Regions from separate parts of the Homo sapiens genome. Here region 1 is linked to region 2. A link is a loop called in an ENCODE intact Hi-C map of the cell type or tissue named here. Cell type or tissue: heart left ventricle. All regions are shown on one strand. Links, peaks and the distances in the headings refer to the core of each region. The heading gives the core; the rest is flanking DNA.

Evidence for each region. Peaks named below come from ENCODE experiments on the same cell type or tissue, not always from the same donor. Only the 100,000 strongest peaks of a DNase experiment are listed, where the experiment ranks them.
Region 1: a loop joins it to region 2, with 2.8 times the contacts of the local background. A loop is called at or near these places in 8 of 110 quality-filtered maps.

Annotation. Positions count from the first base shown.
Region 1 is chr20:50,480,717-50,486,094 of GRCh38, reverse strand. No RefSeq gene overlaps it. Among named protein-coding and RNA genes, the nearest start is that of PTPN1, 27 kb to the left of the region's middle. RefSeq lists enhancers at 2,114-2,223, 2,264-2,313. In heart left ventricle, for the core only: no CTCF peak of the experiment used is centred there; a DNase peak (open chromatin) is centred at 2,454; H3K4me3 peaks cover 1,217 bases; H3K27ac peaks cover 1,180 bases.
Region 2 is chr20:50,746,580-50,751,957 of GRCh38, reverse strand. PARD6B (par-6 family cell polarity regulator beta) reads right to left here. Exons shown (of 3, transcript NM_032521.3): 3 at 1-2,299. The coding sequence ends at 1,470. Among named protein-coding and RNA genes, the nearest start is that of PARD6B, 18 kb to the right of the region's middle. In heart left ventricle, for the core only: a CTCF peak has its summit at 2,479 (motif pointing right); no DNase peak of the experiment used is centred there.

The DNA.
Region 1 (5,378 bases), core at 100-5,099, 270 kb after region 2:
TCCAGCCTGGGTGATAAGAACGAAACTCCATCTCAAAAAAAAAAAGAGTTCTCATCTTGTTACTCGTGAGTAGTATTCCATTGTACAGATGTACTGCCGTTTGTTCAATCTTTCCTCAGTAGAGGGGCATTTAGATGGTTTCCCATATTTTGGCCTTTATGAATAAAGCCACTATAAACGTTCTTGTACAGGTTTTTGTGTTTTTATTAAATAAACAGTTTTTATTTCATTTGGGTATATTTCTAAAAGTGGGATTTTTACTTTATTTATTTATTTATTTATTTATTTATTTTTATAGAAACGGGGTCTTACTGTGTTGACCAGGCTGGTCTCAAACTCCTGACCTCAAGCAATCCTCCCATCTTGGCCTCCCAAAGTGCTGGGATTATAGGCATAAGCCACTATGCCTGGCCAGGATTGGTGAGTTGTATGATAACCGTAGGTTTAACTTTACAAACAAACAAACAAACCTGCCAAACTGTTTCCAAAGAAGCTGTACTGTAGGAGGCTGAGGCACGAGAATCCCTTGTACCCAGGAGGTGGAGGTTCCAGTGAGCCGAGATTGTGTCACTGCACCTCAACCTGGGCAACAGAGCAAGACTCTGTCTCAAAAAAAGAAAGAAAGAAAGAAAGAAAGAAAGAAAGAAAGAAAGAAAGAAAGAAAGAGAGAGAGAAAGAAAGAAAGAGGAAAGGAAGGAAGGAAGGAAGGAAGGAAAGAAAGAAAGAAAGAAAAAAAAAAACAACCAAAGAAGCTCTACCGTTGTGCATTTCCACCAGTGTATGGGAGTTCCAGTTGCTCTGCATCTTAGTCAGCACTTGATGTTGTCTGTTGTCATTTAGTTTATTTTTATTATTTTAACCATGCTGAAATGAATTTTAAAAGTAAAAGTGGCTGGGCATGGTGGCTCACGCCTGTAATCCCAGCACTTTGGGAGGCCGAGGTGGGCAGATCACCTGAGGTCAGGAGTTTGAAACTAGCCTGGCCAACATGGAGAAACCCCCGTCTCTACTAAAAATACAAAATTAGCCAGGCATGGTGGCACATCCCTACTCGGGAGGCTGAGGCAGGAGAATTGCTTGAACCTGGGAGGCGGAGGTTGCAGTGAGCTGAGATTGCACAATTGCACTCTAGCCTGGGCAACAAGACTGAAACTGTGTCAAAAAAAAAAAAAAAAAAAAGGAAAAGTGACCATGGATAAAGGCTAAAATTTATAACTCAGACTCTAAGGCCCTGTGTGAACTGAGCCCTGCCCATTTCACCAGGCCACTCTCTGTTCTCCAGTATCCTTTCAGGTCTGGCTACAGGGCCTTTGCACATGCTGTCTACTCTACTTAGGATGCCATTCCTGCTTTCTGCCTGGCTAATGCCTATTGTCACATGGATCTCGTCCTAAAGGCACTTCCTTGTGGGTATGCCTAGATTCTGTTTCCTTGTTACATGTTTTCGTATCTGCCTTTCTTATTTACCACAGTGGTTCTCAACTGGGAGTGATTTTGCCCCCCAGGGGCCATTTGACAATGTCTGGAAACATTTTTGGTTGTCAAAACCAGGGTAAGAATGCTACTGGCATCTAGTGGGTAGAGGCCAGAGACGCTGCTAAATATCCTACAATGCCCAGAACAGCCTACAGGAATGATCCAGTCAAAATTTCACTAATGCGGAGGTTGAGAAACCTGTATCACAACGTAATCAACTAATTGCTTTTTATGGCTGCCTTCCTGTTCCCATCTCACTCCCCCACTTCCCCATCTAGGCTTCCCTTACCCCCTCCTCGCCATGTGTATTTAGCTGTTTAATGCCTCCTTTTCCTGCTAGAGTATAAAGCCTAAGGGGCAAGGATTGTGTCTGTCTTGTTTTCTATATATTGCGTATCATAGGTGCTTAATAAATGTGTCAAATGAATAAAAGAGCAAATGAAAACTATCTTTCATAAAGCACATCTTTAAGGACACCAGAAAGCTTTCCTCTTGACTTCTGTCTTGGTAACTCTAAATATTATTTGGAAAAAAAATAAACAAGGTGGTGGGGAGGAGGGAGAGGGAGAGAAAAGCAGAGAAGAGGAGGACAAGGAGAAAAGGAAGAGGGAGATAGAGAACACTGTCTTTGTAGACTCAATCTGAGCTGGAATTCCAGCACTTAACTGTCACATAGTCAAGAGCAAGTCACTTTCCCTCTCTGAGCTCGTTTTTCTCAACTGTACAATGGGAATCAGAAAACGAAAGTAACTGTGCTAATGGCTGGCAACTACCCTGCACTTTATAAATGTTAGTTTTGTTCCTTTCTTCCTTTCCCCTCCTTCTCCTAAGTTTCCTGGCCAGCATCAGTGCTCACTCATCCTCCTCAGCCCACTCAAGAGAGCTGCCTGAAGCTAGATGGACAGTTCTATAAATGCTGGTGACGTATACCCAACCTCCGGCACCCGCATCTCTCTGCCCAGAGCCTGTGTGCTTCATGTGCGCATGGCAGGTCACATGTGTGGGAAGGGAAGTGTACTGGAGTTGCTGGCCCCGGGCACCACCTTCAACCGCTGAGAGTGGTCATTGCGGATAAACAGCACAGTTTCCCCAACCCTTCCTGAGACAATCTTGCGGTATACTCCACATCATCCCCTGAGGGCCCCTCTGGGACTGTGCCCCAGTTGCCCATAAAGGTAACTAGCTCTTTTTTTTGTTTGTTTGTTTGTTTTTGAGACAGAGTCTTGCCCTGTTGCCCAGACTGGAGTGCAGTGGCATGATCTTGGCTCACTACAACCTCTGCCTCCCGGGTTCAAGCAATTCTCCTGCCTCAGCCTCCCAAGTACCTGGGATTACAGGCACCCACCGTCACGCCCGGCTAATTTTTGTATTTTGTTTCACCATGTTGACTAGGCTGGTCTTGAACTCCTGACTTCAGGTGATCCGCCCTCCTCAGCCTCCCAAAGTGCTGGGATTACAGGCATGAGCCACTGCGCCTGGCCAACTGCCCAACTTCTAACTGGTAGTATGTGCATCTTTTTCTATGAGTTTTTTGGGTTTTTTCTTCTGGTTGTCAGAGTCAAGCAGCCTAAAGGAGGTTGGAGAATGAATATTCCTTCTCTTCTTTCCAGCTGCCTTCAACCAAGGAATGGATAGAGGTGGTGTATAAATACCCCAGCTTCCTGATTGTTTTGCAGTGGGCAGGTCTATGCAAACTTACCCCAAAGTCCAAGGAAGCTGAGAGGCTGAAGAGATGATGCTGACATACTCAGTTCCTTAGAAAGAAACTTTTAATAGAAACTTAGAAACAGATGCCACGTCTGTGTCTCCTGCGGTGGCCAGACAAGATGGTGGATCCCCACTCCATTATCTCCCAGACCCAGGGCTTCTATACCATAGGAGAGGGGTGGTTCAGAAGGGATGTGTAGAACAGTTGAAGTAAGATAACATCAAGGTTGTTTGACCTAAGGACAGGATATAGAGTCAGAACCTGCTCTTACACAAGGAATAATAGATAAACTAGAAATCTTAGAGGCCTTCTTGGAACAGGGGTTAATCAGAAGCCAACATGGCGGATTAGCTTCCAAGATGGAGTTGCTGATCCTTCAGGTAAGATAACTCTGAGACATGTGTTCTACACAGGTGGAATTAAGCTTCACTTGCCTAGGGCAGTAACTGTCTTGATAACTTGCTTAATATTGGTTGTCCTCCTTTCCCTGGGTCTCTTTTCTTCTCTACTCGTATTTCTTTTGCCTTCCAAAGAAGTGATGTGTCCTTGAGTCTTTGTCTCAGGGTCTGTATCTAGAGAATCTAAACTAAGATATGAGGTGTGCCAACAGGGGATTCCAAACTAAGACACTTATCAATTAGATCCAATTGCAAACGGTCTTGCTTTAAATCTCCCCAAAAGAACAGAATGGGACATGCTGTTCTTCAACTAAACAGCACTCCTGTTTACCATCTGGGGCCAAACCACGGGGCTCCTATTCCCTGAGTGGAAGGACCTCATCTTCCCATGGTATTCACAAGGCTCACACCCCACCTTTTCATACATAAATCACCCCCTTTATTTCACATGAACATCTTTGTTGTATTTTGCAGAAAGTTACCCTTACTGAAACACAGAGGACGCTCTGTTGGTAGCTTTGGAAATGGCCCTTGGGGCTCCAGCTGGGAGCATCTCATGTTCTTGTTCCTACGTAGTTACTTTCTGGGGATAGTCACACATGTTGAATGTTGGCAGGGAAGAGTTACCCTAGTCCAACACTTTCATTTGCCAAAAATAAGTTTTGAGGATGGCTGATGGGAAATCCCACAGTGCCTACCAATGGTATCATGCTACTTTATGCTGTTTTCTGAATGTTCTTTCATTTTATAACGTGAATATAATGAATGTTTGCTGATTTGGGGCCACCCTGAATCTACGGCACTCTCTTCCATGCCAAGTAACCTGAGTTTCCATTTGGGAACCACCCCTTCTGGAAGTTCGCTCCATCAGGAAGTTCCCTTGAGCCTGTAACCCAACAAGGAGCATGTGACTTAGCACCAACGAACCAGAGCAGTGGAGGTACAATAACTATGATGATTGGCTAGGTACAGTGGCTCACGCCTGTAATCCAGTGCTTTGGGAGGCTGAGGCGGGGGGATGACCTGAGGTCAGGAGTTCGAGACCAGCCTGGACAACATGGTGAAACCCCGTCTCTACTAAAAATACTAAAATTAGCCGGGTATGGTGGCGGGAGCCTGTAATCCCAGCTACTTGGGAGGCTGAGGCAGGAAAATTGCTTGAACCTGGGAGGTGGAGGTTGCAGTGAGCCAAGATTGCACCACTGCACTGCAGCCTGGGTGACAGAGCGAGACTCCGTCTCAAACAAACAAACAAACAAAAAAACTACGATGATTGGCTTAGAGATGGGTATGTGGCACAGATTGGTTCAATCAGAGTTCATCTCAGGATTTGTTTAGTAGCTACTAAGAAGGCATGCTTTCTCTTGCTCCTCGTGAGCTTAGAGTGGTTGGGCAGCTAACAAATGCACTTGGCTAACTGAACATCTCAATTCCAGAGGAGCTGTTTATTCCCCCAGCTCTCCTGTTGGGTCACCATGGTCTACTGTGTCCCTTGACTGAAGGATGACACAGCTTCTGTCAGGTAGCCTCTCTGTAGAGCTCCCTCTCTCTGGACCTGGAGACCACTTCTTCCTTTGCTCCTCCAGGCCACTGTTACTATGTGGGGGTGCTAAGGACCCCTCTGTTACTATCTAGCTGTGATAAACTCCCTTTGTTACTATCGCTGGAGTGATGCAGCATCCCTGGGTTCTGTAAATCCCACCTACATTTTGTTATTGTTGTTGTTAATTGTTTATTTATCAAGAGAAACTATTTCTTTTTTCTTTTTTTTCTTTCTTTTTTTTTTTTTTGAAACA
Region 2 (5,378 bases), core at 238-5,237:
AGGAGATGGGCGGATCACTTGAGGTCAGGAGTTTGAGACCCACCTGACCAACATGGTGAAACTCCATCTCTACTAAAAATACAAAAAAATAAGCCAGACGTGTTGGCGCACACCTGTAATCTTAGCTACTCAGAAGGCTGAGGCAGGAGAATTGCTTGAACCCGGGAGCTGAGATTGCACCACTGCACTCCAGCCTGGGTGACAGAGACTCTGTCTCAAAAAAAAAAAAAAAAAGCTTCCTCAGCTTTATAACATGGGAAGTAACTCCTAAAAACAGCCAAGTGGTTTGATTCTTAGAAACCAGAAATGCACAACTGGGCGCGGTGGCTCACGCCTGTAATCCCAGCACTTTGGGAGGCCGAGGCGGGCGGATCAGGAGGTCAGGAGATTGAGACCTTCCTGGCTAACACTGCGAAACCCCGTCTCTACTAAAAATTAGCCAGGCATGGTGGCAGGCGCCTGTAGTCCCAGCTACTTGGGAGGCTGAGGCAGGAGAATGGTGTGAACCCAGGAGGTAGAGCTTGCAGTGAGCCAAGATCGCGCCACTGCACTCCAGCCTGGGCGATAGAGCGAGACTCCATCTCAAAAAAAAAAAAAAAAAAAAAAAGAAAGAAAAGAAAAGAAACTGGAAATGTACTTGAGAACATCATTTGTTACAATTTATTAGAAAGGAACATAAAAAAACAAAAATCAAAATAGGCTGGGCATGGTGGCTCTAATCCTAGCATTTTGGGAAGCCGAGGCAGGACTGCTTAAGCCCAGGAGTTCAAGACCAACTTGGGCAACATGGCGAAACCCTGTCTCTACAAAAAATACAAAAAGTAGACAGATGTGGTGGTATGTGCCTATGGTCCCAGCTACTCAGGAGGCTGAGGTGGGAGGACTGCTTGAGCCCAGGGGATTGAGGCTGCAGAGAGCTGTGATCATGCCACTGCATTCCAGTGTGGGCAACAGAGTGAGACCCAGTCACTAAAAAAAAAAAAAAAAAAAAAAAAAAAAAAAATCAAAATAAAATATTGGGAACATGAGACCTTTAAGAGCTGAGGTCCCCAATGTACCACAAGAGAGAATCAGACTTCACATTAGAATTTTAAAAATACAGTTAAAGGAAAAATTAACTGGGCTCTGCACAGCAGGTTAAATATGCAACCACTTCCAACAGAAATGATCTAGTCTTCTCACATAGTTCCAAGAATGTGCTTTAACATCTGATTCTCCACAGACAAAACAGCAAAAGCACGTAACTTCATCAGCAAAGGCCCCTTTGTTTTGGACTTAAATTCACCTCTGATCCACCAAAGTTTATATTAACAATTATCAAACTACTACTTTAATAATATTGTAAGCTTGCAACGTTACTCGTCTCATGCCTATTCCACGTCACTGGTCAGAGGTATATATGCTTTTAAACTAGCCAAATGTACAAGTCCTCATGGCATCCTCACTCTGAAAACATTCAAACCACGGTTTCATAATGTTATGATTGTTCCATCTTCTTCTAAGAGTTTTTGATCTGGAGCATGTGTTTCAAATTCCGTGTTTGAGCTGCTTGCTATGGCTGCTAAGCTCACTTCATTAGAGGGAATAAAGCCATTCTGTCCAGACTCAAAGCTTAGCTCTATCTGTGTTAATGACTCCAGGCTCTCAGTATTAGGAACAGCTTTTGGAATCTGCTGTGGCACTCCATTGTCTTCAATGATAATGTCATCTTCTTCGCTGTCTTCATCCTCTGGCTCAAAGCTTGGTTCAATCTGCTGTGGGTAGCCAAGAAGGCTGTTATCAGTAGACTGACCGGAACTGCCAGAAGTCCGACTGTTCCTCACAACATTATTCCTCTGGTTTGCCGGTCTCACTGTTATGATGAGGTTACGGCTATTTGCAATCATCATGTCTGTTACTTGATCAAGGCTCTTCCCTGAAACTTCTATGCCATTAACTTCTAAAACTTCATCATTAACAGCTAATAGTCCTGTACTTTGAGCCAGACCTCCTGGGACAAGCCTGGATATAAAGATCCCTGGAACCTTTTCTAAGCCATGTGGTGTTACCCTGACACTGGAGCCATCCCGGATGTAGAATCCTAGGGGTTTCTCCGTGCCGTATTTGTAAAGACGTACCCTACGATGCGTTTCTGGGAGAATATCCACGTCTATAATAGAAGACACAGGTCTAAAGTCTTGGGGCATACTAATGACTATATGTGGCTTTTTTCTATGGTTGTCAGGACGCAATACGTTGGTTAAAACATTCTTCTTCTTTATTAGCGTGTCTGTACCAAAGGCACTGTAGTCTGCTTCTTCTGTTTAAAAATAAAACAAAATAATTATAGAAATGCTGTAAAAATATCTATTCACTTGCAGCTGAATCTGTACAGAAAGGATAACTCAAAATATATTTGGTATATAAACAAACTAGCTAATAAGCTTATTCTAATCAGATCATAATCTAGTACAGTAGTAAAATGCCATACCAGAAAAAACCACTAGGTGGCCATCTCAAATACACATCACAAAATAAACCAATGTTGAAGTTAAATTTGATAGAGCTCATTCACTTTTAAACATTAAATATGGCAAATGAAACTATGATAGATCTTACATATTTTTTTTTTTTTTGAGATGGAGTCTCGCTCTGTCGACCAGGCTGGAGTGCAGTGGCGTGACCTCGGCTCACTGCAACCTCCGCCTCCCGGGTTCAAGCAATTCTCCTGCCTCACCCTCCCGAGTAGCTGGGACTACAGGTGTGTGCCACCAGGCCTGGCTAACTTTTTGTATTTTTAGTACAGATGGGGTTTCACCGTGTTAGCCAGGATGGTCTCGATTTCCTGACCTCATGATCCACCCACCTCGGCCTCCCAAAGTGCTGGAATTATAGGCGTGAGCCACCGCACCTGGCCAGATCTTACATATTCTTAAACATCATTAAATATATATGTATTTTTACTTTTTTTTGAATAGGGTCTTGCTATGTTGCCCAGGCTGGTTTTGAACTCCTGGCCTCAGGAGATCCTCCCGCCTCAGCCTCTCAATGTGCTAGGAGTACAGGTGAGAGCTACTGTGTCCGGCCTTAAAACATCATTTTAAACCAGTTACTTAAAATACATTTTTCCTTCACTTGTTTAAAAAACTTGTAATGTGGTTGGGCGTGGTGCCTCACGTCTATAATCCCAGTGCTTTTTTGGGAGGCCATGGTGAGTGGATCACTTGAGCCCAGCCTGGGCAACAGCGTGAGACCCTGTCTTTATGAAAAGTAAAAAAAAATTAGCCAGGTGTGGTAGGTAGCGTCTGCCTGGAGTCCCGGCTACTTGGGAGGCTGAGATGGGAGGATGGCTTCACTCCAGGATTCAGGTCTGCAGCGCACTATGATCACTGCACTCCAGCCTCGGTAACAAAACAAAAACACGCCTGCAATTTGCATGTTTATCATATTCAACTCAAATACTTGAAGTGGGATATTTGATTCTCAAGGTAAATCAGAGAGTAAAATCATATACCAATATCAGAGGCTGAGTGGGCAGATAATGTAATTGATGCTGATGCATATCAAACAAACACTTCGGAATTTTGGTATTCTGCAAATAAACACTCTCCCTCAGTTTTCTGTTGCTATTGTTTGAGACGGAGTCTCGCTCTGTCGTCCTGGCTGGAGTGCAGAGGCATGATCTCAGCTCACTGCCACCCCCGCCTCCCAGGTTCAAGCGATTCTCCTGCCTTAGCCTCCCAAGTGGCTTGGGATTACAGGCATGCGCCACTATGCCCAGATAATTTTTGTATTTTCAGTAGAGATGCGGTTTCACTATGTTGGCCAGGCTGGTCTTGATGGAACTCTTGACCTCAGGTGATCCACCTGCCTCAGCTTCCCAAAGTGCTGGGATTACAGGTGTGAGCCACCTCGCCCAGCAGGAATTCTTGATCTCTCATTTTCATTTTGAAAGAGGCAAAGGTGGAGTTTTAACTTTTTTCTTTACTGTGTGAAAAACTATGCATAAAGTTCAATGGTATTTTGTCCTCAGTGGTGGTGACACAGACAATAGGAAGTAGTAGGACTCTGGCAAACTGGAGAGCTCCTGCCTCATTTAGATGGCATAGCTGCTTCTCAGTTCCTCGCAGATTTTCTTCATGCCAGAAAGTCTTGTTTTTAGGCAAAATCTTGCGATCTTTAAATACTGCCGCCTAATTAAATAATAAACTAAAAGGGAAAACAGAACACCTAACACCAGATATGGTTAAATTATATGGCTGAAGGAAGATAGTCTATAAACAAAACATTTCATCAGAGAATGAGAGGTAAAACAGAAAATGAAACTAACAGCAGAAACAAAAGTTAAAATAGTATTTTCAAAAATAACTACAATGAGGATAAACTAAAAAGTGAAATTTACATGAATTAAAAAAAAAACACAACAACTTCAATAATGCCTCTCCCTGGTTTTCCAGTGGCTAGGCAAAAAAAAAAAAAAAAAAAAAAAGAAAGAAAGAAAAAAAGAAAAAGAAAAGAAAAGACAACAACAAAAAATAAATGGCTTCCCTCCTCCTCCACAAAATAGTTGAAAATCCTAGTCTCAGCTGCTGCCACAGAAAACACCAATCTCACCATCTTGCGTTTGTATAGCGCTTCAACTCATATTCTCTTGTTTAATCCTAAACCCCCTCATTGCTAAACTATTATCATCTTCACTTTATAACCAATAAATTAAGGGTACAACGTAAGTTACACAGAAAGAACTAGAGCCCAGGTTTTCTTACGAGGCTAGTATCTTCCAAGTCACAATAATGAATGCCAAGTATCAATTATGTCAGAGTATGGGGAGCTTTAGTATTCTTTTCTGATGCTGCGTGAACACTCTTCAAAACCTAGTTTCAGATAAATATATAAGGTTACGGGTATCTTATTTTTTTGGCATTTTTTTCCCCTTGGGGACACTTGTAATCATTTATAAGTATTTGCATTGGGCTCTTACAGAGACAGAAATGTATTTATAATATGGCTTTGGATATAAATCCATTGGTACAACAATCTTTTTGGCAAAAAAACCTATCAAGAATAGTCTTCTGGTAATGTGTTTTCTCAAAATCATACATATTTGTGTTTTAAAACAATCAATAAGGAAAGCCTATATAACATTTATAAGGGAAATTCCAGACCATATAAACTGAGAACAGTATTACGTTGCCTACATACCTACTCATGGGAAACCTAACCAAAATAAACTCCAAATCTGCATAATTTGGCATCACATCCAGACTCCATTTGAATGCTCTCTGCTAAATTCTCAAAAGCAATATGCCCCAGTACAAAGCCACCTTTGTTCTCCCATCTAGCTAATCAGTTTCCAGCCACTGGGAAAGAAAATATTTTGGCAGAAAGCCAGGGTTCAG